3 separate regions of the Homo sapiens genome follow, and all the other regions are linked to region 1. A link is an interaction called in ENCODE POLR2A ChIA-PET data of the cell type or tissue named here. Cell type or tissue: GM12878. All regions are shown on one strand. Each heading gives the region's core, and the rest is flanking DNA. Links, peaks and the distances in the headings are about the cores only.

Region 1 (10,268 bases), core at 2,665-6,664:
AGATTACATAGCAATGTAGATCAAAGAAAAGAGGCAAGTGGTCAGTGATAAGCCCAAACATAGTGTGTGGCTCAGAGCAGCCAGGATATCACTGCACTCCAACCTGAACACTTGAAAAGCCTCCCATGTGCTCAAAAGGGTTTTTAGTATAATAGCCAATTAGCCATCTTAATTCCTCAATTCAGATTTCACGCTCACCAAGCAAACCTGAACATATTAATTTGTTTACCCAGATAAATATTTTGCTGAAGGAGGATGACACCTGGCTACCATTGCACCAGGGTAAATTTGTGACAAAGGACATTGTAGAAGAATCAATGGTATTCTGGTTCATAACTCAGCCTCTTTTAAGTTTGATCGGCATGACAGGTCTTCTAGGGCCTAATCATTCTTTATTGATCAACTCCCAAATTTTCATACCAGCAGACCCTGGAGAACAGATGACCATGCCAAGGTACAATGATGCCCAATGAAATCATTTCTTTCTTGAAACTACAGTGACTTGGTACATAGAGTGCATTCCATTAATGATTACTATATTTACAGAAGGCAGCTTGCCTGTAGCAATGAAAAATATTCATCCTGTAAATGCATCACTTGCTCACTTTCTAAGCAGCCAAGTGGTATTGCTCATTTGTATCTTGAGAACGGGCAAGAGTATTCATATCGGTACCATTTCAGATTTCTAGTCATGTTAGTCATCTGGTTTTAATTGCACTGAAAAATAATTAACAGGAGGAAAAGAAAATAGCAGTTCCCAAATGTCATTTTATGGTTATATAAGCCCCCCAAAAGCCCTTAAACAACAAAAATGTCTCTTCTCTAAAAGTACTTTGGGCCATCAAATTTTTAGAAAAATTAATTAAAAAGTCAAACGACAACTAAATCAATTGAAATGATCTAATCAGGAACTCCTCTAGTAAAATCTTAGAGGAAATATATTTAAAAAGCAAACAAAAAAGGCATGTGCTTCCCTCCTTGGATAAAGTTTGGTCTTAAACAAAAAAATAGGGCATTTGTAGAATGCTTGCTTGTTTTCCTGTCCCCTTTCAAAACAACTCCTATTCGGTGTCAAAGACAAGAAGTTCCAGACTGGCTAACAACAGGTAAAAAATGTTTTGGGATTCCATGCCTATCTTTAAGGAAGAGTGCTTTAGACTAATAGGGGTTATTTTATCCCTTAAATCCCTAGACTCCCTTGTCCTCAGTTAATTTTTAGAGTTTTAGGATGAAAGTATTACATATTAACAATAATAAGTTTTTAAAAGTTTTAAGACAGAATATTGAGAGGATGAGCTAACCTTGTGTCACTGATTAAAATTTGTTATATCCTTCAATATATTCTAAACCAAATTCAGGAAAGTTTCAAAAGTATAGGTAATAAAGAGCATTATCATGCAAAAAGAAAAACAATAATGAAAAGGCAGGGAGGCAATCTTGGAGATTAGGGTAAGCCAAAACCTTAAACACAGATTTTGGGTACATAAGAAATATAACTCACTTTGAAGGTGTAGAAGGGCTGGTGATGCAGGAATTCACCATTTGAGAGGCTTTCAATGGTCTAGAACTATCAGAAAATTAGAAAATATATAATGTATACAAATGAATTATTAAAGATATATATTTAAATTATAAAATGAATTATTCTTACTATAATTCCTTTTATGTCCTCTTGAAAATTGAACAATTATAATACTTTTTAAATTACTAGCAATAGGCCAGGTGCAGTGGTTCACGCCTGTAATCCCAGCACTTTGGGAAGCTAAGTGGGCGAATCACCTGAGGTCAGGAGTTCAAGTCCAGCCTGGCCAACATGGTGAAACCCTGTCTCTACTAAAAATACAAAAATTAGCTGGGTTTGGCGGCGGGTGCTTGTAATCCCAGCTACTCGGGAGGCTGAGGCATGAGAATTGCTTGAACCTGGGAGGCGGAGGTTGTAGTAAGTGGTGATCGCACCACTGCACTCCAGCTTGGGCAACGGAGTGAGACTCCATCTCAAAAAAAAAAAAAATGGCCGGGCATGGTGGCTCATGAGGTCAGGAGATCGAGACCATCCTGGCTAACATAGTGAAAACCCGTTTCTACTAAAAAAATACAAAAAATCAGCCGGGCATGGTGGCAGGCGCCTGTAGTCCCAGCTACGCGGGAGGCTGACGCAGGAGAATGGCGTGAAGCCGGGAGGCGCAGCTTGCAGTAAGCGGAGATGCGCCACTGCACTCCAGCCTGGGCGACAGAGCGAGACTCCGTCTCAAAAAAAAAAAAAAAAAAAAAAAAAATACTAGCAATAGAGGCCAAAAGAGAAAATAAAATACCATCTCTAGGCTCTCCTTGATCCAATAATCTACATAGACAGCACTGGAAATGAAGTCAAGTGTAATACATATGAAAAAAATAACTTGGAGAAAATTACCTTGTCTCAGTTCTTTTAAAGTAATAGCTCTCATTTATGGAGGATTTACTGGATGTCAGACACTGTGCTAAGAACTCTACATATTATTACCTCATTTAATGTTCACAACCATCCTATTGTTTTTCTTATAGACAAGTCAAGGAATCTGTGCAAGGTCTAAAAGCTATCAAATTGTACAGTCAGATAGCTTGGCTTCAGGCCTGTGATCATACACTATTAGTGTGACATAGTACTACTGCCAGCAAGAGTAATAGCTCTACCAGCAGAAGGTAGTATGCACCAAGCAAAAACGTGAAAAGCTGTGAGAGGAAAAAACCAGAAACACTTAGACTCTCTGGGCACATGCCTTTATTAGTAGACCCTTGAGACACTAGTGTAAACTTCTATGAGACGTGGCTCTTTCAGACACTAACTGTATGACTTTAGGAAAATCATTTAATTTCCTTGGTCCTCTTAAGGGTTTGGACAAAAACCTCTAAAATCTCTTCCATCTTCAAAGTTCTACAATTTTATTATTCTACCAAACTAGTGTTCAAGTATAGAAAAGAATGACATAACATATGGCTTCAAAGTAATGCAAGTATGTAGAAAAAAGGGGAACACTCAAAGAAGTCCGAAGGTTTTCCCAGCATACATGATGAAGCAAAAACCTAAAGTAAAGATTACTTCTTTTTTTCTTGAGAAATTTCAGGAGCCATTTAAGTTCTTTACACTGCTGATAATATATGCATGAAGGCATAACATTGAGTATAGGGTTTCTCACATCTGCATGTCCTGAAGAGTCAACTGAAGCATTTGCTAAAAATATTGATTCCTAAGCGCCTATCTCAGACCTACTGAAACAGAACTTCCAGGGAAAAAACACAAAAATCAGTATTTTTAGTGTCTAGGTGACTCTTATTATCACCTAAGTTTGACTCATATTCAAGAAGTATATCAAACTGTCTTCTAGCACTCTAACCAAGAGCACTTCCTAAAAAAGCACCTCACTATGAAAAGCAACTAATAACTTTGGAAAAATTTTAAGCATTTTCTTCAATTACTTCAGGCAGTGATTTAACACTAAAACAAAGTAAAGCAAAATTAAAATCTCCTTCTTGGTCTGATTTCTTTTCTTTTCTTTTCTTTTTTTTTTTTTTTTTGAGATAGGGTCTTGCTCTGATCACCATTCACTGCAGCCTTCATCTCCCAGGCTCCAGCAATCCTCCCACCTCAGCCTCGAGTAGCTGGCACTACAGGTGTGTGCCACCATGCTGGCTTTATTATTTTATTTTTTGTAGAGATGAGGTCATGCTCTGTTGCCATAGGTGGTTTCAAACTCCTAGGCTCAAGCGATTCTCCTGCCTCAGCCTCCCAAAGTGCTGGGATTACAGGCATGAGCCACTGCATCTGGCCATTGATCTGATTTTACCTTGGAGTCATATTATGTAATTCAGTCATTCTTTTGATTAGATACTAAAGCCTTTCTATTTCAAAAGGGAATATAAAGACATAGTCTCTCAAGGACTTACATTGCCATATGTGCACTCCAACCAAGGGTAAAAGGTGGTTTTGTATTTTCAGTGCAATGAGATGACAGGGTCAGGTATCTTGGAATGATGACTTGCTGCCCAATCTTATTGTTAAGCGAGAGAGCCACATTGAAGCTATATCGTTTCAAATGGAGAATGAGGACCCTGAAAAACAGGAGATGACAACCTTACTAATTCATACATAATACATGTATCTTTCTTACAGTAAAAGAGATCACTCTATGTTAGACGACTTTTGATTTAAAAAATCCATTTGGCCAAACCAAAGACACGTCAAAGAATATTTACTGAATACCTGTTAGTGCCAGGCATTGGGCTAGGTAAAAAGCATACAAATAATGGTGGATTAGTGTGGTTTGGGTAAAATACTTATAATGTTCCTAGAAAAAACACAAATAAATAAAATATAGCAGACAAGAATGTTAAATTTGGCACTGATATTGGGTTAAATCCTTAAATTATTTACTTCACTGTTACATAGTTTAAAAAGCAATAGGTTTTATATAACCACTACTAGTAAAATAATGTCTATTAAAATGTTACATAGCTCTTATATTTGATGGTAAACATTAATTACTTCAAGATGATTTTTGATGAGAATTATTCTTTTATTTTCAGAAGTACTTTCTCTGTAGAAAGCTAAGGAGGAAATACAAAACTTTTCCCCATTTAGAAAAAAGCTTTACAAAAATTTGCATGCCAAATCTGATCTGTGGGTCTGTAAAGGCTTTTAGCTCTTTAGAAGCACTGAATTCTTTGTGGTTAAAATTGTGGTAACCTTTTCACTTCTCACACAGAACACGATCTCTGCTTGATGGATTAAATATATTTCTCAACCCACAAGAACACTTTAAAAATTGAATTTCAAACATCTTATGGGAATAAACTTCAGTTCTAGGCACACACACAAAAATGATCTATAAAAAACTGATTCTTACCATATATGCCTTCATCACAGAAGCCACAAACAAAAATTTGCAAACTGAAGTTATAGATTGTAGTTCTCTTTAAAAAGCGTGCTAGAACTCAGGATCTTCAAATATACAATTTGAGAGAATACAAGGACACAACTGATATGAAACCAATGTCAAAATTAAATATTTTAACTAGAATTTCAAATAACCTAACCAAAATAAAAGGTAATATGAGGCTACTCTGGACACACTGCCTATAGTGTAGCCCTGCTATGCATGGAGCAGTAAAAGGTGGGGGGGAAGGTAATATAAAACAGGAAAATGATAGTCAAAATCACTGATCTTCAAAGATGAGGCCCAACTTTGTGAACAGATTTGATAATGGCATCAGGCTCTTCAAGAATAAGAGTGGCTTTGAATATTAAACTGAACAAAAGTAGAACAAGACTAATCATTAGGATTTAAAGAGTGGCTTTGAATATTAAATTGAACAAAAGTAGAACAAAACTAATATTAGGATTTGACAAACAGAAGCTTCTATCACATAAGTCTGGAATAAATTAACCTTTAACACAAGTGATCTACCAGGAAAAAAAAAAAAAAGAAAAAAAAGAAAGAAAAACAAGGAGAAAAATTCCCCTTAGCATTTTTTTCCCCCCACTTGAAAAACCAAATAGCAAGAGAATGGGAAAGAGAAAAGACATCCAGCATGTGAGGTCAAAACTAGTCTTTTTAACTGTACACATAATTTCCTTAGTGACAGCTGGTAACAACCAATTCTTTGCCTTAAGATTCTTCCTCCCACCTTCCTGGCCTCAAACCACTCACAAACAGGAAAGAACAAATTCTCTTAATCCAAAAATATAAGTCTCTTAAGTCAATATAATAATACTGCTATGATTTATACACTTGAGGAGGCCGAGGCGGCCACATCACCTGAGGTCAGGAGTTTGAGACCAGCCTGGCCAACACGGCGCGACCCTGTCTCTACCAAAAACACAAAAATTAGCCAGGCGTGGTGGCGCGTTCCTGTAATCCCAGCTACTCAGGAGGCTGAGGCAGGAGAATCGCTTGAACCCAGGAGGCGGGGGTTGCAGTGAGCCGAGATCATGCCACCGCATTCCAGCCTGGGCAACAGAACGAGACTCTGTTTGAAAAAAACAAAAAACACAACATTTTTTGTAGAGATGGGGGTCTCACCATGTTGCCCAGGCTGGTCTTGAACTCTTGGTCTCAAGCAAACCTTCCACCTTGGCTTCTCAAAATGTTGAGATTACAGGCGTGAACCACCACACCCAGCCTTTATAAAGTCATTTCTTTAAAACCAACTTCCTTGGCCCGGCGCGGTGGCTTATGCCTATAATCCCAGCACTTTGGGAGGCCAAGGCAGGTGGATCACCTGAGGTCAGGAGTTCAAGACCAACCTGGTCAACATGGCAAAACCCCGTCTCTACTAAAAATACAAAAATTAGCCAGGTGTGGTGGCATACAGCTGTAATCCCAGCTACTCGGGAGGCTGAGGCAGGAGAATCGCTTGAACCCGTGAGGCAGAGGTTGCGGTGAGCTGAGATCGTGCCACTGCACTCTAGCCTGGGGGACAGAGCAAGACTCTGTATCAAAACAACAACAACAACAACAACAACAAACAACCAAAAAAAAAAACCAACTCCCATTTTCTAGAAAGGAGTAGATTATGAAATGTAAAAGAACTAGTCTCTAGGGGCTAGGTTCCAGAAATTCCACACTTACTGACAGAATATTGAAGCTAATAAAAGAAAGTAAAGCACTCTGTAGGCAAAGTGCTACATAAATACTTAATGTTAATAACAACCTTGGTGTTTGCGATCTATTCTTGGAAAGAACTAAAAGCTGTCCTGTAACCACATAATAATTTTTTGTAACTACTTCAGTTTTATGTTTATACAGAGCAGATACAATATAAGTTAATTTCATTCCTATATCAGAAAATTTATCTTATGATTACAGGAAATTTACTAATTTATAAGATCCTTAGAATGAAGGAACGCACAAACTGCAAAAAATTACTCCCTGTTTTATTCTTATATACATGTGTGTATGTGTCTATAGCAGGTTTTTACTGAAAGTATGGGATAACAGAAAAAGACTACAGCACAACACAGGGCAACAAAATATAACTGAATATTACACATTACTGAATTAAAAATTGACTAGCTAGTTCTTATAATTATTCCAAAGTCTCAGCAGCTGTATCCTCTGTTGCCATTTTCTTGGAACTCTCAAGACCCTTTTTCTCTTCAATATTTCAAACGCTTTTCCTTCCTTCCTTTAAATATATATTTCTTTCTTTTGTAGAGATGGGGTTTCCCTACGTTACCCAGGCTGGTCTTGAACTCCTGGACTCAAGTGATCCTCCTACCTCAGCCTCCCAAAGTGCTAGGATTACAGGCGTGAGCTATCACACCTGGTCACCTTTCTTATGCAAAAGCATTCTAGCTCTCTGCCCTCTTACACTCTGCACATTTCAGCTTTCCTGACCCTCTTTACCAATCCATTCTGGTAACCTTCATTTATTCAGTAATATTTGTATGAACTTTAAAAAGAAAAATTGAAAAGCAATTAAATGTACCTGGGAATTCTTTAGTCCATAGCAAAAAAAAAAAAAAAAAAAAAAAATTACCTAGGAAGCCTGTTAAATTTGTGCCTGACAAGAGCACACTTCCCACCACACTTCTCACAAGAATACTCCAGTTCTTCGGCCTATAAAAAGAAGGAAAAATAAAGCATGAAGGTGAATCAGCATTAGTATCTTAAATGCAAATAATTTGCTCTAGTCTTATTAGTTCCATTAGTGGAATGACAACTCTGAACCAGTTTTAAAAATTCTGTGTCTAGAGCCATGAGCCTTACCAAATTAAGACCCAATCCTCAAAATATACCTATAATATCATGCCCCATTTCAGAACTTCTAATTTCCTTTTTCACCAAGAATATATCTAAATTTATGATAGTAACTAGACTCTAAAATAGAAGATTCTTAGCCTTTTCAGCCTTTTCCCCATGGACACATATGAACCACTACCAAGAGTATATCCAGATTTTACCATATGGCCATAGCAGAGATAAGATCACCTTTAGGTTAGGTAGAATTTCTTGTCTGTTAGGTGTAACGCTACCCCTTTCGCATAATGGAACTCAATCTTCTCGTGACAGCCCACTAAGAACAACTGCTTTAAAAGGATGAAAAGTTGGGGTGAATACCATTACCTAGAGAACACTGAAACAAGAAATCCTTAAAAAATGGGGGTAAAAATACATAGGAAAATCTTCAAAGTCTATGATAATAACAAGAATAGTTTAAAAATGACTAAAAGAAAAGCAGAGTATTTATCTTTGGGTAGAGCTCAACGTTCACCATTTAATAAACAGATTTTTTTGTCTGTTTGTTTTGACACAGAGCCTTGCTCTGTCACCCAGGCAACTGGGTGGGAGGGAGGGGCGTGATCTCAGCTCACTGCAACCTCCACCTCCAGGGTTCAAGTGATTCTCGTGCCTCAGCTTGCCAAGTAGCTGGGACTACAGGCATGTGCCACCATACCTGGCCAACTTTTGCATTTTTAGTAGAAGCAGGGTTTTGCCGTGTTGGCCAGGCTGGTATTGAACTCCTGACTTCAGGTGATTGGCCTCCCTTGGCCTCACCTTGGGATTACAGGTGGGAGCCACCACACCCAGCCAGATTTTTTATTTTTTTTATTTTTTTGAGACAGAGTCTTGCTCTGTCGCCCAGGCTGGAGTGCAGTGGCGCGATCTCGGCTCACTTCAAGCTCCACCTCCCAGGTTCACGCCATTCTCCTGCCTCAGCCTCCCGAGTAGCTGGGACTACAGGCGCCCGCCACCACGCCCAGCTAATTTTTTTGTATTTCTAGTAGAGACAGGGTTTCACCGTGTTAGCCAGGATGGTCTCGATCTCCTGACCTCGTGATCCTCCCACCTCAGCCTCCCAAAGTGCTGGGATTACAGGCGTTAGCCACCGTGCCCGGCCTTATTTTTATTTTTTATACCTTAGGAAGACAATCCTGCCAATTTGCTACAACACAACAAGGACCGCTACTAGACAGATCAAGGGGGAATCGATTCTTGCAAATTTCCACTAGTTTATAAGGACTGCTATAACAACAGTCTGATTATGCCCCAGAAACTTTCTCAATATCTGTAACGGTATATCACAGACACAAATATGTATCTACAGCTTTGGATAAACATGATTCTTTCTTCCTGTTTCTAATAGGGTACGTACAACCTAAGAAAGAGCAAAGAATATTTTCTTATTCTGCAGATCTTAGGATACCAACTTACGTGATATCTACAGTTTTAATTTCATGTTACCAAATTTTAGAATATGTTACTTCAAATACTTTAATATTTGTTTACAAATAACAAACTACTTTTTTTTTTTGAGACGGAGTCTCGTTCTGTCGCCAGGCTGGAGTGCAGTGGCGTGATCTTGGCTCACTGCAACCTCCCACTCCCAGGTTCAAGTGATTTTCCTGCCTCAGCCTCCTGATTAGCTGGGACTACAGGCACACGCCACCATGCCCAGCTATTTTTTGTATTTTTAGTAGAGACCGGGTTTCACCATGTTGGCCAGGATGATCTTGATCTCTTGACCTTGTGAACCGCCTGCCTTGGCCTCCCAAAGTGCTGGGATTACAGGTGTGAGCCACTGCGCCTGGCCAACAAACTATTTCTAAGATTGTCTAAATGCTTGCTATTGAGTTAAATTTATAATCTATTTAAGCAATTAATTTTCTTTTTCAATGAGTTATAATTAGATTTATCAAGCTTTTAAAAATAATAATAATTTACAAAAACTTCTCATCTGTTTTCCCCACGAATAATGTTGTTGAAACTCTGCCAAAACCAGGTGTGGTGGCTCACACCTGTAATCCCAGGACTTTGGGAGGCCAAGGTGGGCAGATCACTTAAGGTCAGGAGTTCGAGACCAGCCTGGCCAACATGATGAAACCACGACTCTACCAAAAAGTACAAAAATTCACCAGACATGGTGGCATGATCCAGCTACTTGGGGAGGCTGAGGTGGGAGGACCGCTTGAAACTGGGGGCAGAGGTTGCAGTGAGCTGAGATTGTGCAACTGCACTATAGCCAGGGTGACAAAGTGAGACCCTGTCTCAAAAAAAAAAAAAAAAAAAAAAGAAAAGAAAAGAAACTTTGCCTTGAAGAAACCAACTTCAAATATTCAAATACAACTATCAATGATATAAAATTTAGTTATGTGAAAATACAAAAGATATTATTTACCCTAAAGAAAAGATCAAGAGAATCTTGAATTGAACGAGGAGGGAGTGGTTTTTTCCTACGAGGAAGGTCAATAGAGAGGTCATTAAACTGTTCTCTTTTGGGGATAATCTCTC
Region 2 (10,268 bases), core at 2,085-6,084, 66 kb after region 1:
GAATCTTTAAACTTGGATGAAGCAGGCTATAAAAGCTATATGGCCTTGATGAAAAATATAGTCTTCAAAATCTATTTTGGTGGTAGCCTTTAAAGAAAACAAACAAGGAAAATCTGCCAGAGGGCAAAGCCAGGGGTCACATGGAGTACAATGGGCAAGGGGGTTTCTCCCAGACAACAGAATCAGACTGCTAGATGGGCTAACCAGGAACTTATTCCAACGCCTTCACTGTCCTCAGAATTTCCACCTAGCAAGATTTTATCACTGCTATAGACCCAAGACCCCTCCAGTTTCCTATTCTTGTCTATTTTAAACAGAAATTTTTACTGTGATTATTCTGTTCCTACTCCAGCAATGTATAATGATGTGTGCATGAGGTCTGGAGTGGGGAATGCAAATTAACATGCCTTTTAGTTTTTAGGTACCAGACCATGAGGGGCATGGTCCAAGGTACATTTAGACCTTCTAGAGAAGACCGCACCCAGAGAGAAAGATCACTCAAAGATCCTAGACTCTGAGCTGGATACAATGTTCTCATGAGATTTGGAGTTCTTCTCCATTTGGATAGAGATAAGGGTGTTCTATGTATGGAAGAATAGTGAACTGGGTTATTTCAGTGGCTGTAGGGGCAAACTAAGGCAGACTATTAGTTGTATTAGTTGTCCCTAAATAACCACTGTACGCTTTTGCCACAATAGTTGAAATACAGGCATATTTCCCAGACCTTCTCATAACCTGATATAACCATGTGATTAAGTTCTGGCCAATGTGATATGCACAAAGGTGGTATATGCAATTTCCAGCCTAAGGAAACAGCATGCCCTCCCTTTGCTCTCTTCAACTAATAGAAATGGAGACAAGAAAGTAGAGACTGAAGTGGCTACCTTGGTCCACAAAATGGAGGCTGCTTATTAATTAAGGATGGCAGAACAACAAGACAGAAAGAATCTGAGTCCTTGGTGATTATAGTTTCAGATACCAGTCCTACCACCTATTCAGACTTTTACATCTATTACAGCAGCAAATCAATTAATACATAAAGTTTCTTTGGCTTTTTCCCAACTCCTTTCTAGTGACCTCTTGACCTCAAGTACCAATTAACTGTCTACCAACTGATTCTGTTAAGGTATTAATTGAGATTTTAACTGATAACTGTATAATTAGTTTTCTCCCCTAGAAGACAAAAAAAAAAATCCTCACAAAATGAGGACGATGATTACGAGTTGGCGAGCACCCTGGGTTGATCTATTCCCTTTTGTTCAACCCAGAAAACATCTCTGAAAGATTAATGCTACTTGCCTAGAACACATAGGCTCACATCCTTTAACCTCTAGGCTGACTTTTTACATGAGTAAAATGAAAAAGTAAAAATTTTTTTTTTAATTAAGCATAAAGAAGACAAGAAGGGGTTCACACTAAAACAGCAGCCAGCAAGAAACATTTGTTTAGAGTTCTTCAGTTCTATTCTCCCACTAAGTACTGCAGATTTAAGAAAAGGCAGGATAAGAGAAATGCAATGAAATGACCAAAGCAATAGCACTGGCTAATTTCCCTCTCTATTGAGCCTACAGTCTACTGTCACCAAACTACTTTACATTCTGCTCTTCCATCTTTGGAATTCTCATAAATTAAAACCATTTCCCCAATCTTCCCCAGTGGTTACAAATACCAATATAAGAAACACTGCTCTAACACTATAAAGGCCCTTAAAGTAACTTACGATGATGAATCATTTTCCTTAGGGTAATCTTCATTCAATTCTGAGCCAGTTGATATCATTCTTTTCCTCTTTTCAGTACTACAGAGAACAAAGAAAAGGTTACTTTTAAAAAGCCACAATTCATATCACAAAAATTCATAAATCAACATACTGAAGGACAGGAAATGGGACTACTATTATCTAATTCTCTACACCATATTTAATTATTATTATTTTCCAGACAGTCTCGCTCTGTCACCCCAGTCTGAAGTGTAGTGACATGATCTTGGCTCACCGCAACCTCTGCCTCCCAGGTTCAAGCGATTCTCCTGCCTCAGCCTCCCGAGTAGCTGGGACTATAGGCGTGTGCCACCACACCAGGCTAATTTTTTTGTATTTTTAGTAGAGAAGGGTTTTCACTATGTTAGCCAGGATGGTCTCAATCTCCTGACCTCATGATCCGCCCGCCTCAGTCTCCCAAAGTGTTGGGATTACAGGCGTGAGCTATCACACCTGGCCCATATTTAAATTTATATGCTGTATATTTGTATGCTTAATACATGTCACTGACATAAACTACATATGACAAATACTTGTAATCATTACATCTACCAAAAATGTACTCTATACTTTATTTCTCCTCAAATTACTGGTATTTCTAAAAGGCCTAAAAGACATTTACAGATACAGCTAGTGACTAAGAAAAAAGTCTCTCCTACCGATTTTCTAGCAACCCTGATCTAAGAGGTGTTGAAGTAGATGTCAAAGAAGGAATCGTCCGAGCTATTCCACTTCCTGCTACAGTCTTAATCGATCCTCTACCCGGATTACCAAGAACTTTTCGAAATGGAATATCATCTTTAGTTTCCAAACTTCCTCTTTTTGCAGAAGCCTGTAAAAATAAAGTTTGAGATAGTTAAATCTTCAAATTAACTGGAATACTTTTAGAACAGTGATTCTCCAATGGAAAGGTTTAAAAAATACAAATGGAGCCAGGTGCGATGGCTCATGCCTGTAATCCCAGAAAGCGAAGGCGGGAGGATCACTTGAGCTCAATAGTTTGAGGTTATAGTGAGCTACAACTGTACCACTGCAATCTAGCCTAGGCGACAGAGCAAGACCCTATCTCTAAAAAAAGGAAAAAATACAAATGGAGATACATCTCTAGAGATTCTATTCTAGTTGATCTGCGGTAAGGCTCATTCATCAGTTTTGTTGTTGTTGTTGTTTGTTGTTGTTTTTAAAAGCACTCCAGGTGATTCTAATGTACAGTCAGTGTGAAAAATTGAGCTTGACACTTATTTTCCTATAGCATTCTTATAAACTTAAAAACTCCACAGCACACCTGTTGAGGGGGCAAGAACACTGCTTTGAATTACTAACCAAAAAAAAAAAAAAAAAAAAGACACACACAGACATGGCTCTAGTGATCAGCATGGGAACTGATCTTTGGAGGAAAAAAATATCTAATTATGATTATGACAAGTTAAGAAAAGGTGACAGTGACATTTGGTTGCCACAACTTAAATGCCAACAAAACAGTCATGACTCTTGAGAGGGTTCTAGTTTGGAGGAATGAAACATATGATAGGGAAAAGGAAGGTGAGATAGAGTTCAATATGAAGATGAATCAAAGAGTCTACCCTTAAGACATGGCAAGAACACTCAAAGAGAATATGGCAATGTAAGCATTAGCTGAGAAATACAGCTTTACATGAACACTCTGCCAGTTAAGTTTTATATCTCTACATTAAGAGCTATGCGATTTTTCTATAGAAGTTATGTCCTATTACTTTTGTTTTACAGAATTACAATCCTAGGATAGGAAATTTTAAAACTTCTAAGAGCATCTGAATGAATACTTTAAAAAGTTAAACTTATTTTCAAATGAGTGATATATTCTCAAGGTTCACAAATCAAAGTAATATTAGAAGCCACAGACCAATGATAAGTCTCACTATGACCATCCACTCAGTTCTTCCACTTCCCCTTTTCCCACTAATTCTTCCCTTGTTCTGTTATGCAAATACAAATCAATATTTTACTTTTTGTTATACAAACAGTAGCATACTACATGTCCACTGTTTTGCAACTTTTTCAGAATTTTGAATATTATCCCATCCCATAGTAACAAATATATATATTACATATATATATTTAAGACAGAGTCTTACTCTGTCAACCAGGCTGGAGTGCAGTGGCACAATCACTGCTTCCTGCAGCCTTGACTTCCCAGGTTCAGGTGATTCTCCCACCCCAGTCTTCGAAGCAGCTGGGACTACAGGTGCACACCACCATGCCCAACTAATTTATGTATTTTTTTTTGTAGAGACAGGGTTTCACATGTTGCCCAGGCTGGTCTCAAACTCCTGGGCTCAAGGAATCTGCCCACCTCAGCCTCCCAAAGTGCTGGGATTACAGGAGTGAGCCACCACGCCTGGCCGCATAGTAAGAAATATTTTACATCAAAACCTATTATAAATATGTATAAATAAACCAAAATAAAAGTTTGAAAAATCAGTATTTATCCTTAATATGTACAATATTCTCTATTATTTTCTATTCTACTTTTTAAATTTAATGTTAGTTATGACCCACAAAATTGAATTTATGACTCCACTAACGAGAATTACTACTTGTGAAAGCATAAATACTTGCTTCTGCTATATGTGTTAACACTTATGCATTTAAATAATATTTCAACAATTTAAATTCCAAGGAATGTATGAATCTCAAAATAATTATGCTGAGGGAAGCCAGACCCTGCCCTCCCAAAATTACACGCTCATTCCATTTATATAAAACTCCAGAAATTACAACCTAATCTATAGTGGGAGAAAACATATCAGTGGTTGCTTCTGGATAGGGATCAGAGGGAAGGATTACTAAGAAGAATAAGAAATCTCAAGAGTTATGGTTATGTTCACTATGTTGATTATGATGACGATTTTAAGGACATATGTAAGTCAAAATATATCAAATTGTACTTTAAATATACACAACTTACTGCATGTCAATTATATCTCAATAAAAATGTCCCCCAAAAATCTAACCTATAAAAAGAACCTGACAAAAATGAAATCTTATTCATTGCTTAGTCCAATAAGTGGACTAAGTGATCACCTCTTTGCACAGCCAAAGAGAATTCATAAATTTACTTACAGAAAAGCTTCAAAGTTTCTCTTACTCTATGGTTTGGAATGATACCTAAATGAAATGATACATTTCAGGTATGCAGAAATACCCTTGATAGTCTATGACTATCTTTTTTTTTTTTTTTTTTGAGATGGAGTCTTGCTCTGTTGCCCTGGCTGGAGTGCAATGCCATGAGCTCAGCTCACTACAACCTCCACCTCCTGGGTTCAAGCAATTCTCCTGCCTCGGCCTCCTGAGTAGCTAGGATTACAGGTATGTGCCACCACGCCTGGCTAATTTTTCTATTTTTAGTAGAGATGGGGTTTCACCATGTTGGCCAGGCTGGTCTCAGACTCCTGACCTCGGGTGATCCACCCGCCTCGGCCTCCCAAGTGCTGGGATTACAGGCGTGAGCCACTGTGCCTGGCCAACTATCATTTTTTTTAAATGCTAAAAAGATTCAAATGAACATACCTGATTGTCTGAGTAAGAAAGCTGCCTGCTGGTTTCCTTCTGTGAGGTCCTGCTGCCCAGAATGGCTCCAAAACTACCAGACCCCTGAGACGGTTTCATGGCTGGTGACCAAAAATATAATTTTTTTTAAAATCCCCAAATCACTCACTTTAACAAAAAGATTTATCATTATTATTTTTATATAATATTGAAGAAATGGACGAAACAGCAGGCAAAAAAGAAAACAAATCAAAGTGCCTATCAACCAATTCTTTCTGACAGAATATACATCTTATATAAACTAAAATTTAGAGCTAGAATCTGAAGCAAAAAATTAAGTAACACATATACCTGAAAACATTTAATAGAAGGCTAAAATTTACAAAGCAAAAAAAAAGCTAGAATAAACATTTGGTAATTATATTAATAACACTATGGAAAAGTCATTGTGTATCAACAACATGAACACTGACACTGGATGTCAGAAACAGTGACAGTTGTATCTCCAATAACATATACTCCAAAACATTCTCTACAGGTAAGTTTATCCAGCAGAATAAATGGCTTCTATTCTGAAGAAACTAATGGTAGTTCAAGGAACATTCAAGGTATTGTATAAATATAAATTTGCATATACTTTTAAAAATATTTTATAATTAATTTGGTTAGCCAATTTCCAACTGATGACCATTTGAAATGTTTTAATTTTTCAAAGTTGCAAACAATGCTTAACATCCTTTCACAAACCTTTTTGTAGGAAAAACTCCTTATAATAAGAATTACTGAGCGAACATACAATTTTAAACTAAACTGACATTATTACAGTCCTCAAAAAAAAAAGAAAAAAGAAAAAAAAAAAAAAACCTCTATGCTCCTACCAAGTATATGAGAGTATCTTGCTTCCCCTCACACTGCTACCAATGTGGTAGTAGGAATCTGAGTTTGGTGAAGTCGAGAATTTTTTCATGTGTAAGGGCCATCTATTTTGCTTCCTGAATTCTCTATTTGCAGTTTTTGTCAATTTCTCTACTAGTTTTTTTTTAATTGATTTGCAAAATAGGTCTTTGTATATTAGCAATATTAACTTTGTCACTCTGGCTACTATTTTCTTCCTTTGTCTTTTGTTCCTTGCCAGATAGACTGTCTAATTTTTTAACACAAGTTTTCAATCTTTTTCCTTTATTAATTCTAGTTTTTATGTAACACCCAGAAAAGTCTTTTCCATCCAGAGATTATGTTAAAAGTACTTTTTACAATACTTTTATCATTTTTTTTTACATTCAAATCTTTGGTCACTGGAGATAAGGATCCAAGTGTATTAACTTCCTAAATGGTTAGTTGTCTTGTTTATGGTTAACACTTTATCAAATATTAGTCTTTTGTCCACTGATTTGAAATGCCATGCTTATATTAAATGCTTTATGCTGTTCAAAGTATTTTTATTCATTATTTTGCTCTAGTCTCTGCAAAGTATATAATAACCACCTTTGGGCAGCTAAAGCAACTAAACCTGAGATTAAAATAACTTGCCCAAGATCACAGAATGAATTAAGAGTTAAGCCCACAGCTAGCTATTCTAATAACGCCAATGACTTACTGAGTGCCTAGCATAGGGAAGTCATACTTTTACATTTACGAGCTCTCATTCTTTAAGAAGCCCTGAAATCAAGGTGATACTTTCATGTTAGAGATTAGGAAATTAAAATTCAGTCACTAAGTGACTTACCTAAAACCACACAGAAATAACAGGCAGAGCTAGAATTTCAACCTACATCTATTTATGGCCAAAGCCCATATTTTTTCATTATGCTATGTTGTTCAATATTGGTCCCCAGACAGTATATTGTGCTTTCCACTCCAGTGGATTTGAAGACATGCTTTTCTTACACGTATCAATTGTTAAAACAGTGATTCCATTAATATGGGTAAGATGAAATAAAACTAAAACAGAGATATAAACTAGCCTCTGACATATTCTAAGAATTTTAAATAGTATTCAATTTCTTGATTCTTTTTTTTTTTTGAGATGGAGTCTCACTCTGTAGCCCAGGCTGGAGTGCAGTGGCGCAATCTCGGCTCACTGTAACCTCTGCCTCCCGGGTTCACGCCATTCTTCTGCCTCAGCCTCCCAAGTAGCTGGGACTACAGGCACTCGCCACCATGCCTGGCTAATTTTTTGTATTTTTAGTAGAGATGGGGTTTCACCGTGTTAGCCAGGATGGTCTCGATCTCTTGACCTCGTGATCCGCCCACCTCGGCCTCCCAAAGTGCTGGGATTACAGGTGTGAGCAACCGTGCCTGGCCTCAATTTCTTGATTCTAAAATTCAATAGTTTAGTAAATTGATATGCTCCAATTTGGTGGCATGAACATATAATGAGTAGGTACTAAATGGCAAACAATCATAAAAAGCTTTTATTTTACAAGAATACGGTGTCGAATGGAGATACTAATTAAAGGTAGTACTGCTACACCTTCATTTTCTGATGTTTTTAATGTGTCATATTTAAGTTGAAAAAATTCAAGTAAGTTTGTCAACTACAAAATAGAAGTAATAGTAAAATGTTGAAGATGACAGAGCTAAAGACTAATGTGATAGTAGAGAACTCATTTTAAGCAGAGATTTTTTCCTAAAAAGATGGCTGTAGGGCCAGGCAGTGGCTCACACCTGTAATCCCAGCACTTTGGCAGGCCAAGGAAGGTCAATCGCTTGGGCCCAGGAGTTCGATAACAGCCTGGGAAACAGAGTGGAATCTTGCCACTGTACTTCAACCTGGGTGACAGAGTGAGACACTGTCTCAAAAAAAAGAAAAAGAAAAAGAGAAAAGAAAAGAAAAGAAAAAGTGCCTGTAAATGCATTAAAAGAAAAAAAAACCACTATTTTAAATGAAAGGGGTTAGAGGGGGCAGAGGAACCTGATCATACCATGTGATTTTTTTACAGGACTCATTTTCCACAGCAAGAGTAAAACTTCAGAATAATTTTCATATAGATAGGTAAGTGTCTAAGATTTATGCAACAAGGTAACTTTTCCCAACTGTAATTTAAATCCTCCTCCCTGGTGGAGGTTGCAGTGAGCTGAGATCACACGACTGCACTCCAGCCTAGGTGTTAGAGCAAGACTCCATTTCAAAACAAACAAACAAACAAACAAACAAATAAATAAATAATAAAAAATCCTGCTCCTTTGTCTAATCATATTGTTTTGTGGAATCTACATATAAGATCAAGTCATCTGCAAACACAAATAATTTTACTTCTTCCTATCCAATTTGGATGCCTGTTATTTCCTTTTCTTGCCTAATGGCTCTGGCTAAGACTTCTAGTACTATGTTAAATAGAAGTGGCAAGAGCAGGTATTCCTGCCTTGCTAATGATCTTAGAGGAAACATTTCCAGTTTTTCACCCCTAAGTACGATGTTAGCTGTAAGTTGTTGCATATGACCTTTATTACGCTGAGTCGTTTCCTTCTACTCCTAGTTTGTTGAGTGTTTTTATCATGAAAGAGTGTTGGATTTTGTCAATGTTTTCATCTGCAACAATTCAGATGATCATGTGGTTTTCGTCCTTCATTTGTCAAGAATGATGTGTTACACAGATTGATTTTCATATGGTGAACTATCTTTGAATTTCAGGAATAAATCTTATTTGCTCATGGTGTATAATCCTTTTAATGTGCTGATGAATTCAGTTGAATATTGGTCTGTAGTCTAGTCATAGCCTTGTAAAAATACTAACGTTAGACCCTGGGGTGATTAGTACTCACCTGCAGGAAGTCTGTTTTGATGGACTGCATCTAGAAACAACCTCATTTCCTCTGCATCCTTACTTGGTACTTTGTCAATAGACAAGAAGCTGTTATCTTGCAGAGTTAACATTAGGCGGCTTTGTTTCGCTCCACTGGGTCGAAGCACCACATTTTTAATGTTATGACTTAGCTAATCAAGACAAAAGGAAAATTATCATCAAAAATGTATGACAACTAAGTATAACAATCTGTATAATAAATACTAAACTTTATACTTTCCATGTTACATTTATCACTCTTCCCCACAGTAATTTAATTTTTTTCAACCAAAAGAAGTTCCCATTTCTTGATACATTTAAATTAAAGATTTACCTTTTAGGAGATGCAAACACATGCAATAAGCCTTTAATTATACAGAGATCTTGCACCAAGGGTAATAGAGAAGGAAAAATAAAGAATTGTTTTAAAAAAGCCCTTAATGAATGTTGTCAATAGGTTCTTGGTACTAAATGGCAAACAACCATGAAAACTTTTTATTTTATAAGAATATTGTGTCAAATGGAGACATTAATTAAAGGCAGCACTGCTACCCCTTCATTTTCTGATGTTTTTAATGTGTTAAACATTAAGCAAAAGGACATATAGCAGGTCCTCAAATAACATCATTTCCTTCATTATAATGTTGATGAGGAAAAAAACTAGTTTCATTTCTTAGTCACAGTTTTCAAGAACCAACTGACAATATAAAGTGTGGACTTACTCTTCTACTAAAATTAATTTTACGGAACAATCCTAGAACTCTTGATCTCATGGTAGGGAATCCCTTATTTTCAGATATAGTTATAGAGGATAAAAACTACTGAGTTAACACATTTCAGAACCTTGGACGGTTACATTATCACCAGTTTAGAAAACCAAATGGAAGTAGAAAGCCAGGTGCCATGGCTCATGCCTGTAATCCCAGCACTTTGGGAGGCTGAGGCAGGCAGATCACCTGAGGTCAGGAGTTCAAGACCAGCCTGGCCAACATGGCGAAATCCCATCTCTACTAAAAAGACAAAAAGTAGCCAGGCATAGTGGAGCACACCTGTAGTCCCAACTACTCGGGAGGCTGAGGCAGGAAAATAGCTCGAACCCAGGAAGTGGAGGCTGCAGTGAGTTGAGAGTGTGCCCCTGCACTCCAGCCTGGATGACAGAGCAAAACTTTGTCTCAAAAAAAAAAAAAAAAATTGGA
Region 3 (10,268 bases), core at 2,999-6,998, 80 kb after region 1:
ATACAGTATCCGAACTCTTGTCAGCTTCCTCCCACAAGTTTTCTTTTCAATAATGGTGACTACTTCCTGCTTTTATTATATACCAACAACAATACTGATGAATAATTTATAAAACATGTACATAAAAATATTAATGTCCTAGAAATAAGAAGCAAGAAATATTAATCTAGGAGGAGGGCTACTGTGATGTTTACTATGGCACAGAATAGCTATTTACTAAATGATCTGCTTCAAGAGCTATTCCAAATCAATATTTGGTATTACCTGAAATATCCTTGGAATTCCTCCAGTATTGTAGTGAACTACTAGGCTGACTTTATTCTCTTTTTCTACAATTTCAAAGGATCCTTCTTTCCACTTTGTAATCCCAGTCTGCATACTTCGAATTCTGATAGGACCATGTATCTTCAGAGGAGACATATTTTCTTTAAAAATTGCTTCTGGCTAAATTAAAAAGCAAAAATATACCTTTACCTGGCAGGTTCTAAGGAAGAAAAATAAGATAAGTTATAACTTACTAGTAATTAATTTCTAACCACCATGCATTTCTTCTGCGCCTTCATTTTCCCTTCTTTGCCATGTGTCCAGTACTGTATTTATTAGTGCCTAAATTCTACATTTTGTATCATTCACAACCATACTGCTACCGCTAAAGACATGTCAACAGGAATAAGATCCCATTCTCAAAGTGATTGCCTTCACCATTAAAGTGTTGATTATTCTCTTCCTTCATGAAAGCTAATGGGTCTGGATTTCCAAATATAAGTTAAAAAAAAAAAAAAAGTGTGTTCAGGCCAGGCATGGTGGCTCAGCCTGTAATCCCAAAACTTTGAGAAGTTGAGGTGGGAGGACTGCTTAAGCCTGGGAATTTGAGACCAGCCTGGGCAACACAGGGAGGCTCTATCGCTACAAAAAAACTGAAAAAACATTAGCCAGGCATGGTGATACACGCCTATAGTCTCAGCTTCTAGAGGGGCTGAAGTGGGAGGATCACTTGAGCACAGGAGGTCAAGGCTGCAGTGAGCCATGACTACCCACTGCACTCCCGCCTGGGCAATAGAGTGAAGACACTGTCTCAAAACAAAACAAAACAATACAAAATTCAGGCCTCTGACTCCATTTCTTAGAATGGAGTTCCTCCCAAAACATCAAAGTATATCACCAAATGCTTCCTTCTAACAGTGAGCAATCTAAGCATATCCGTATGTACAGAAGACATTAAATGAGTAAAAAATTTTAAAAATAACCAAGTTATTTGACCTCCAGAATTACAATATTTGAGGAAATCATTTAATCTCTAGAGAAAACAAACAAAAAACCTCTCTTCCAAAGAACCACCTACCATTTATATTTAAACTACCATTCCTAGAAAGAATCTTTACCAATTTTATCTTTAACAAATACTCAAGTTTCCTGAATGAACTTTTAATACTCAAAAATGGCTGGGTGCTTGTCAGGCAATATTTGAAAACTAAAAAGAAAAAATGGCCGGACACAGTGGCTCATGCCTGTAATCCCAGCACTTTGGAAGGATGAGGTGGGCAGACTGCTTGAGCAACACGGCAAAAACCTCATCTCTACAAAAAATACCAAAAAATTAGCCTGGCATGGTCATGTGCTCCTGTAGCTCCAACTACTCCAGAGGCTGAGATGGGAGGATCACCTGAGCCAGGGAGGTCGAGGCTGCAGTGAGCCATGATTGCACCACTCAATTCCAGCCTAGGTGACACTCTGAGTGAGACCCTGTCTCAAAACAAACAAACAAAAAAAAAACACAAAAAACTTAAACTTACAGCAATAATCGGATGTGTAAAACTCTTCAAATTAGCTTTTGCAAAAGTCAACAAGTAAATAAAATTACAGTTATAGCAAAGAATGTTATCAAATAGTGTGTTACATACATAAATATGCAATCATTTAAAATTGCGAACTCAAATTTTATACTATTTCAAACCTTTAAAAACACTACTTCTAAAGTGGATTCTTGCTTATAATTTACTAAATTAAACACAATTAAACATTACCTTTGCCTAAACAGCTCAACAAGAAAAGCCAGAAAGGCTAGTATATAAAGGAAAATGATGCTAGGTCTAGAAATCAGCAGCCAGCCAGCCCTATCACTTACTAATTTGTAACTTACCTTCTTTAACCATAAGTTTTCTCAACCACAAAATAGGAATAGCAAATGTTTTAGTGTTGTAGAATGAAATAATACATACTAGGCACTCAGCAGACAGCAGTAATTAATATTAATGGAATTAATGTCTGTTTTCTGAATTTATTCCATGTCCATAATACCTCTTTCTCCAAAGACCTCAATAAATACAATGTTAACAGGAGTCACTAACTCAACTATCTATAGGGGCTAGCAGGTGACAGAAATGACTTAAGCAGGCAAAATTTGAACAATTGCTACCCAATCTAGCCAATTATTACCATGTAGAAATAGCGAACCTAGCATTGCCAGACCATCTAACTTTTCAAGAAAATAAAGACATCCAAACGTTTATGTAAAACTGTCCATTTTTAATTGTTGGCAATGAATTCAAATTTATTTTTAACAGCTACAAATCAAACAAAACTCACCTACAGGCAGGATACAGTTTGGGGGCCCCTAGTTGGAGGTCTCTGGTTACTGTATGGCAAATAACTGAAGATAAAAGAAGATATATGAAAACACTTTCGAGAGTTTAAAGGTGTTAAGTATCATAAGTACTCTATTATTATTCACTCATCTCATCAAAAATTTTTAAGTGCTTACTATGGGCAGATTTAGATATTAGTATAATGTGCTGGGTAATATGAATTCGTCAAAGTAATAGAGTCCATTAATGTTTATAGAACTGTCTGTTAACATGACATTTGGCTCAAACTAGTAATGCTACAGAGCTACAGAAACTTGAGCCAGCAATGTATATCTGTAATACTTTTTTCTGCAATTATAATTTGTGACTTTATTGTTGGATACATCCTTGAGACTTTTTTCCACTCCGCCACTCAGTGCTACAAAGAATACATCACTCTTCTACTCCAGTTTCCCATGCCAGAAACAGAAGACTTGTCTTTGGCTTCCTTCTTGATAATTATTGGTATTAGATTAGAGATGGAAAGTCAGGAGAATCCCATCAATTCTGCCTCCACAGATCGGGAGCTGTGGCTGATGCCTGTAATCCCAGCACTTTGCGAGGCCGAGGTGGGCAGATCACCTGAGGTCAGGAGTTTGAGACCAGCCTGGCCAACATGGTGAAACCCCATCTCTACCAAAAATACAAAAATTAGCCAGGTGTGGTGGCGTGCGCCTGTAATTCCAGCTACTTGGGAGGCTGAGGCAAGAGAATCGCTGGAATCCGGGAGGCAGAGGCTGCAGTGAGCCGAGATCATACCACTGCACTCCAGCCTGGAGCCAGACTCTGTCTCAGAAAAAAAAAAAAAAAAATTCTACCTCCATACACCTTTCAGACAGCCTTATAATGAACTGCAGATCAAATCATATCCCTCTCTTGCTTTATATCATTCAATAGCTCTCCACTTGTTCTCGCAATAAAATCTAAACTCACTAATGTGACGTAGAGGCCCTTCAGGACTCAGGCCCTGCTTACCTGTCTATTCCCAATAAAACCCCCAAATCCTTCTGAATTACTTATAATTTCCTCAAAAATCTCTATGTTCTCATGCCACTATACCTTTGCATACACAGAGGTCATGTCTAGAGGATTTTTATGTGTTCTCCCCATCCCCAACCCTCCTTAATTTCTTCTCCTGGCTCTAAAATCAAGACTCAATTTACACATTACCCTCTTTAAAAAGCTTTATATAAAAGATGTAGGACATAAAATTGGCAGAACCAATATAATAAACTTTTTCATAATGCCTCAATTTAGTTCATTACCTGCTTTTGCACTAAATGAATTGACAGCTACATTTGCTCATTCATTATATTATCAGGGCTTGCTCTACTTGGTTAAGAGTAAAAAACTAAGTTTCTTTTTCAGCATGAAGCATGATCCAGTAACAGTTAAACTTCCTATGAACCTAAGACAAAGACAGGGTTTCCTTAAACTCGGTAATGGTAATTGTCTTATTAAAGCAAAAAAATAAGAAGACAAAAGATAATTAAAATGAATTATTCTTTAAATATGTCCAGAGATTCTTTCTCTAAATTTCTTCACAATTATTAAAATTACTGTTCAACTTTGAGCATCACCATGAATGCTCAAAGCAACAATATTAGCAAAAATGTTTCTATGCCCTGTACATTTATTTAAGTGCTCACATTTTAGGTACTGCTTTGAAAACATCCTTAATCAGAGAGCATTCAGTGGTAAATAAAGTATGGCCAAAACACAAAAACTATTACTACAAAACAAACACAAAACTGTCAGTTCCCGCCAGATTGCATGCTCTTTGAAACATATATCCAAAACAAAAACATTACTTACTTTTCAGTGACTTTTACCGAAAAACCCTATGTAATAGCAATTCACCTTTATTCTGATCCTTGTGCCAAAGGCAAAGCACTCTTCTTGGGACACTACTCATATTCTGCAGCTATGCCAGTTCTCCGGAAGCCATCAACTCAGCTAAAGAAAATAAAAATGTGCTTTTTAAAAAGAACCCAATATACAAAATTAATACTTAAAAGAAAGTGGGCTGGGCACGGTGGCTGACGCGAGTAATCCCAGCACTTTGAGAGGTGGAGGCGGGCAGATAACCTGAGGTCAGGAGTTCGAGACCAGCCTGACCAACATGGAGAAACCCCGTCTCTACTAAAAATACAAAATTAGCTGGGCGTGGCAGTGCATGTCTGTAATCCCAGCTACTCGGGAGGCTGAGGCAGGAGAATTGCTTGAACCCAGGAGGTGGAGGTTGCAGTGAGCAGAGATCACGCCATTGCACTCCAACCTGGGCAACAAGAGCAAAACTCCATCTCAAAAAAAAAAAAAAAGGAAAGTGATCGTTTATACAACAAAGATTAACTTCTTGGTTATTTAAAAACTACAGATTACCTTAATGAAAATATTTAAAATATGATGCACAACACACAGAGACACACATAAAAGATCAACAGAACTTTAGGAACTTATCTGCTGTGCATAATGAGGGATTACAGGATGAGCCTGCACCTTGTTCAACTTGTACCTTGGTTTATTCATTCTTGCTACATTTTGAAACTAAGAAGTCAGTGAGAAAGAATATGTCCTTTGTTCACTTTATAAACATTGTTACATAATAATGTCTTAAGTCTTAAAACTTCCATAACATGTTGATACTATTTCAAAAGGTGGGTAAACTTGGTGCTTTCACTTTTCTTTCAAAGCTAACATTGTTTCTCAAATTAGGCTTCACTAGGCCTGAACTTTCTCTGAAGTTCTACCCGCACATCTCTCACTGCCTATCTGAATGCTACAACATCAACTTTAAACTCCTTTGTTCATTTAGTAAACAACATTTATTAAGCTACTGCACTTTCAAGGCACCCTGGTAGGCATATAGATGTGAAGATGATACAGTCCATGCCCTCATTAAGAAGCTCCTAGAGGCCAGGCACGGTGGCTCACACCTGTAATCCCAGCACTTTGGGAGGCAGAGACAGGCAGATCACCTGAGGTCAGGAGTTCGAGACCAGCCTGGCCAATGTGGTCTCGAACACATTGAGACCACAATGTGTTCTCACTAAAAATACAAAATTTAGCTGGGTGTGGTGGCACACACCTGTAGTTCCAGCTACTTGGAAGGCTGAGGCAGGAGAGTCATTTGAACCTGGGAGGCAAAGGTTGCAGGGAGCAGAGATCACACCACTACACTCCAGCCTGGGTGAGGGAGCAAGACTCCGTCTCAAAAGAAAGAAAAAAAAAGAAGCTCCCAGACTTCCCTACTTTTGTCCTTCTACCATCATTCAGGCAAGAAATCTTGGCATCAGCTTTATCCTCACTCTTATCTACTCAAATCCCAGATTTTCAATAGCTACTACTCTCAGAAACTCATCACTATGCCATCATCCCACCTAGTATTTATTATGCAACCCAACATTTATTATGCAACATTTACTAAGCAGTGCTAAATGCCATACATGCATTATCTCAATTTAATTTTTAAAATAATCCTAAGTGATAGGGATATTATCTCTATTTCACAGATGAGGAAACTGAGGTTTAGAGACATTACATAATTTATAAATACAGTCAGTGAGAAACAAAGCTATGTCTAATGCCAGAACCTACATTTTTAACTACAACCACAGTTCATCCTCATCAATGAATTATGGCAACCCCTTCCCTTTCCAGTCTCAGCTCTTGGGGTTTTACCTCCAACAAATCCTTTACATTGTAACATCCTTTCTAAAGAACTACTCTTTTTACCACTTTTCAACTGAACTATGCACTAGGTATCTTCTTAACTTTCTCCCTAAGGTGGGAGTGGGGGGTAGAGGTGGGGCACGGGACAGGGAGGTAACACACAGAACTTGGGTACTCTAACTGTATACTCCAACAAAATAACAAACACTTGTTAAGTGCTAAATGGTTGCCATTGATGCTAGGACCTTCCCAAACTAAATAGCTCATCACTACCTAGAAAATAAAATAAATCCAAATGCTTGTGTTTGGTATTCATACACCTCCATTTTAAATTCCCTATTTTTCAACACGAATCCTGTTCTACACATACAAAAATTATTATATTTTAATATTTTCTTTCTTTTTCATTTGAGACAGAACCTCATTCTGTCACCCAGACTGGAACACAGTGGTGCCATCTTGGCTCACTGCAACCTCCACCTCCTAGGCTGAAGCAATCCTCCCACCTCAGCCTCCCAAGTAGCTAGGACTACAGGCACATGCCACCAAACCCGGCTAATTTTTGTAATTTTTTATAGACATGGGGTTTTGCCATGTTGCCCAGGCTGGTATCGAACTCCGGGGCTCAAGCGATCCGCCCACCTTGGTCTCCCGCAATGCTGGGATTACTGGCATGAGCCAATGCAGCTGGCCATATATTAATATTTTCTTTGTCATTCACCAACAACTGACTTAAATATGGAATTTTGCTTTATTTATGGAAATCTCATCTTCACTGGTCTTAAAGATTAACCGGTTGTTAAAATATACAAACCACTACTCTGATTTTTGAAGGCTTTCTTTCCTTTAAAAAGACCTATAAAACAAATGGACAAAGGAGAAAAAATTAGTTTTGTTACTGAAAGTGGAAAGCTGACCTAAAGTTTATCTCCAATTCAAAGAGTTTAAAATCTGAATGGTTTTATGATATAAAAATGGGTAAAAGAATCCAAAGTTGGAAAACGTTTTGTTTTTTCTCATGTGTCCTCTAACTTTTCAGAATGAAAAGTGTTTGTCATGAGATGATGACAAGAACATCAGCAAGCTTTGCTTCCAAAAGACATGATGGTTCTTACAGCAACTTCCAGCTTATTTAACAAATTATTGGGAAATAAAAAAGAAGTGGTCACTAGCCTATATTCTAATAGGAGACAGACTTTAAATAATCACACATGTAAATATATAATTACAAGTTCTGGGCTGGGTGCAGTGGCTCACACCTGTAATCCCAGCACTTTGGGAGGCCGAGGCAGGTGGATCATCTGAGGTCAAGAGTTCAAGACCAGCCTGGCCAACATGGTGAAACCTTGTCTCCATTAGAAATACAAAAATTAGCCGGGCATGGTGGCGGGTGCCTGTAATCCCAGGTACTTGGGAGGCTGAGACAAGAGAATCGCTTGAATTTAGGGGGCGGAGGTTGCAGTGAGCTGAGATCATGCCATTGTACTCCAGCTTAGGCAACAGAGCAAAAACTCCATCTCAAAAAATAATAATAACAATAATTACAAGTTCTGAGAAATGATATAAAGCAAGATACATGGAATGATGAGTCTTAAGATTAAGACTTGGGGTAGAGGATAACATTGAGAAGGCTTCCCTGAGAAGGTATCACTTAAGTTGAAAACTGCAGAAGGAGATGACTGATAGATGGTGGTGCTGGAACAATCCAGGCAAACAGCATCCCCAAAGGCCTTGAATTGTAAAATAACTTGATATGACTAGGGAAATTAAAAGCAATGTGGCTACAGTTTAGTGAAGGAGAGGAGGAAGATGAAGTTAGTGAAGCAGGCAAGAACCAGGTTATGCAGTCTTGTGAACCACAGTAAAGATTCCGAATTTTATCCTAAATGTAACAAGCACTTACCAGGAGGAAATCCACCAAAAGGTTTTAAGCAAAGAAATATGTTACTACTGAATGAGGAAGTCATATATGGTTGGTTTGGGTTTTGGGAGAGTGACTAAGAGCAAGAACAGAAGAAAATAATGTAACCAGATAGAAGAGTATTGAGTTGATCAGCTTATAACAATAACAATTAATGCTTACTGGCCATTTACTCTGTGCCAAGTGCTTATCATGGTTATCTCACTTAATCCTCATAACAATCCAATAGGCTGAAAATTACTATTTCCATTTTACAGATGATAATACAGGAAGCCAAGGCAATCAAGTCCAGGTTTTTTAAGGACTGTGGCTTAAACTAGAAAAGTGACAGTGAAAATGTACAGAAAAAGATGCAAGACACGTATTGGAAGTAGGATAGAACTTGGAGAGAGTAGAAGTCAAGAATGCCTCCCAAGTGTGTAGCCTGTGTCATGTGCCACTTAATAAACTGGGACACTGGAGAAGAAAGAATTTCGATATGGAGAGAAAGATCAAGGCTTTGGATTTGGCTGTGTTGCATCTGAAACTCCTAAGAAAAAAATCAAGTTGAGATGTCAAGCAGACAGCTGGCTATCTAGATGTGGAGCTGAAAACAAAGGGAATAGGCTGGAAATAACAATTTTTAAGTCATCAATATATAGATCAAATTTAAAGCTTAGGGAGGAATATAAGAGTAAAAGAAGAGGACCTAGGACTGAACCCAAATACTCATTTTACTTCATCAAACATCTTTAAGACAAGTGAGTACTTTTATATCACTGGGTTTTTCAGTCCTCCTTCCATTTTACCTTTCAGCAGAATGCAACACTACTGATGACTTTTTTCATGGCTTGCAAGACGCATCCTCCTCTATTGGTTATTAAACAGCAGGAATTCGTCAATGCTCCATCCTAGGTGCCTTTATTTTACAGCACTATACTCTTTTTCGGCAATTTCATCCACATCCATGGCTTCAATTACTATCAATATGGCAGATGACAAACACATACACACACCGCGCACATTTACGTACGCAGCCCAGAACTCTCCTAAGATCTCCAAACCCACTATATCCAACTGCCTACTTGACATTCCCTCTCAGGTATCTCTTCCAGTTAGACACTTGTCAGGAATTGCCACCTCAATAAAGGAATTTATACAGAGCTGAAATTTTGAGAGGAATACCCCAAAACCACTTTAGGACAACTCTTCAGGACACAGGATTTTATCATCAATCATCATTTCCTTTCATGGATCATGACTTAAAATAGTTACATCTAACAACCTGATCTGGCGGCTAGAAATGGGCGCAAGGAAATGCACAACAAAAATACAATTCATGTTTTGCAGTGAGGACTGGTCAAGAGGAAGGTGAAGATGGTCAAGAGAGTGAATGAGTATCATGTCCAAGGCCTGGTGGATGTGCCGTAACGAAAGTCACCTGAAGAGACAGCAGGCCCTGTTAGAAGGTAAGAGGCGAACGACAACAGCCCCAGAGAAAAGGGGCCAGGTTTGAGTTTCGGAGGGAGCGAGTGGCAGTGGAGACCAAGTCAAAGGAGAGGTGGAAGCCGGGGCAGTGCACCCAAAGGTAGTACCTGTGAGGCTGGGGGTGCATCGAGGGGTTGTGGGCGGGCTGAGTAGCAGCAGGGCGAACTCCAGAGGAGTGAACGCCGAGTGGGCGGATCGCACAGAAGGAGGAGGAGGTAGGGAAAACGGCTCAATTGAGAAGCTACCCCGGCCCGCCTTACCTGCGCCGAGGGTCCGGAGCCCCCGGACAGACCCGCGGAAAGCACGGAGCCCGCGAGGAGTGGGAGGAGCCGAGGGTAATGGAAGTAGGGATACCGAACCCAAAGGAGGGAGGCCGCTAGCTACCCCTAGTCAGGGAGAGCGGCTGATGGCGGGAACTGTGACCACACGCAAACACGCACGCACGCACGCACACTCGACGCGACCAGACAGGCGCGTGCGCGTCAGTCGAAAACTCCGCCCCTCACACGCCCTCGCCCCGCCCCGCCAGTACCTAGAGCGGCCTAGCCCGGGCAGCCCCGCCCCTGCCGTGACTGTAGTAGGCA

The links. ChIA-PET counts read pairs that join two places held together with the same protein. Peaks named below come from ENCODE experiments on the same cell type or tissue, not always from the same donor. Only the 100,000 strongest peaks of a DNase experiment are listed, where the experiment ranks them.
Region 2: POLR2A ChIA-PET joins it to region 1 with 9 read pairs; 5 of 35 experiments call an interaction of 5 or more read pairs at or near these places.
Region 3: POLR2A ChIA-PET joins it to region 1 with 5 read pairs; 4 of 35 experiments call an interaction of 5 or more read pairs at or near these places.

The regions. Positions count from the first base shown.
Region 1 is chr2:218,478,149-218,488,416 of GRCh38, forward strand. USP37 (ubiquitin specific peptidase 37) reads right to left here. Exons shown (of 26, transcript NM_020935.3): 15 at 10,156-10,268; 16 at 7,516-7,595; 17 at 3,922-4,086; 18 at 1,502-1,567. Among named protein-coding and RNA genes, the nearest start is that of VIL1, 64 kb to the left of the region's middle. In GM12878, for the core only: no CTCF peak of the experiment used is centred there; a DNase peak (open chromatin) is centred at 4,739; H3K27ac peaks cover 484 bases.
Region 2 is chr2:218,544,501-218,554,768 of GRCh38, forward strand. It overlaps USP37 (ubiquitin specific peptidase 37), which reads right to left. Exons shown (of 26, transcript NM_020935.3): 5 at 9,053-9,224; 6 at 5,309-5,409; 7 at 2,419-2,591; 8 at 1,721-1,798. Among named protein-coding and RNA genes, the nearest start is that of USP37, 19 kb to the right of the region's middle. In GM12878, for the core only: no CTCF peak of the experiment used is centred there; a DNase peak (open chromatin) is centred at 3,721; H3K27ac peaks cover 371 bases.
Region 3 is chr2:218,558,234-218,568,501 of GRCh38, forward strand. It overlaps USP37 (ubiquitin specific peptidase 37), which reads right to left and starts at 10,118. Exons shown (of 26, transcript NM_020935.3): 1 at 9,945-10,118; 2 at 4,440-4,580; 3 at 2,587-2,650; 4 at 265-444. The coding sequence starts at 420. RefSeq lists an enhancer at 9,961-10,268 and silencers at 10,081-10,150, 10,241-10,268. In GM12878, for the core only: no CTCF peak of the experiment used is centred there; no DNase peak of the experiment used is centred there.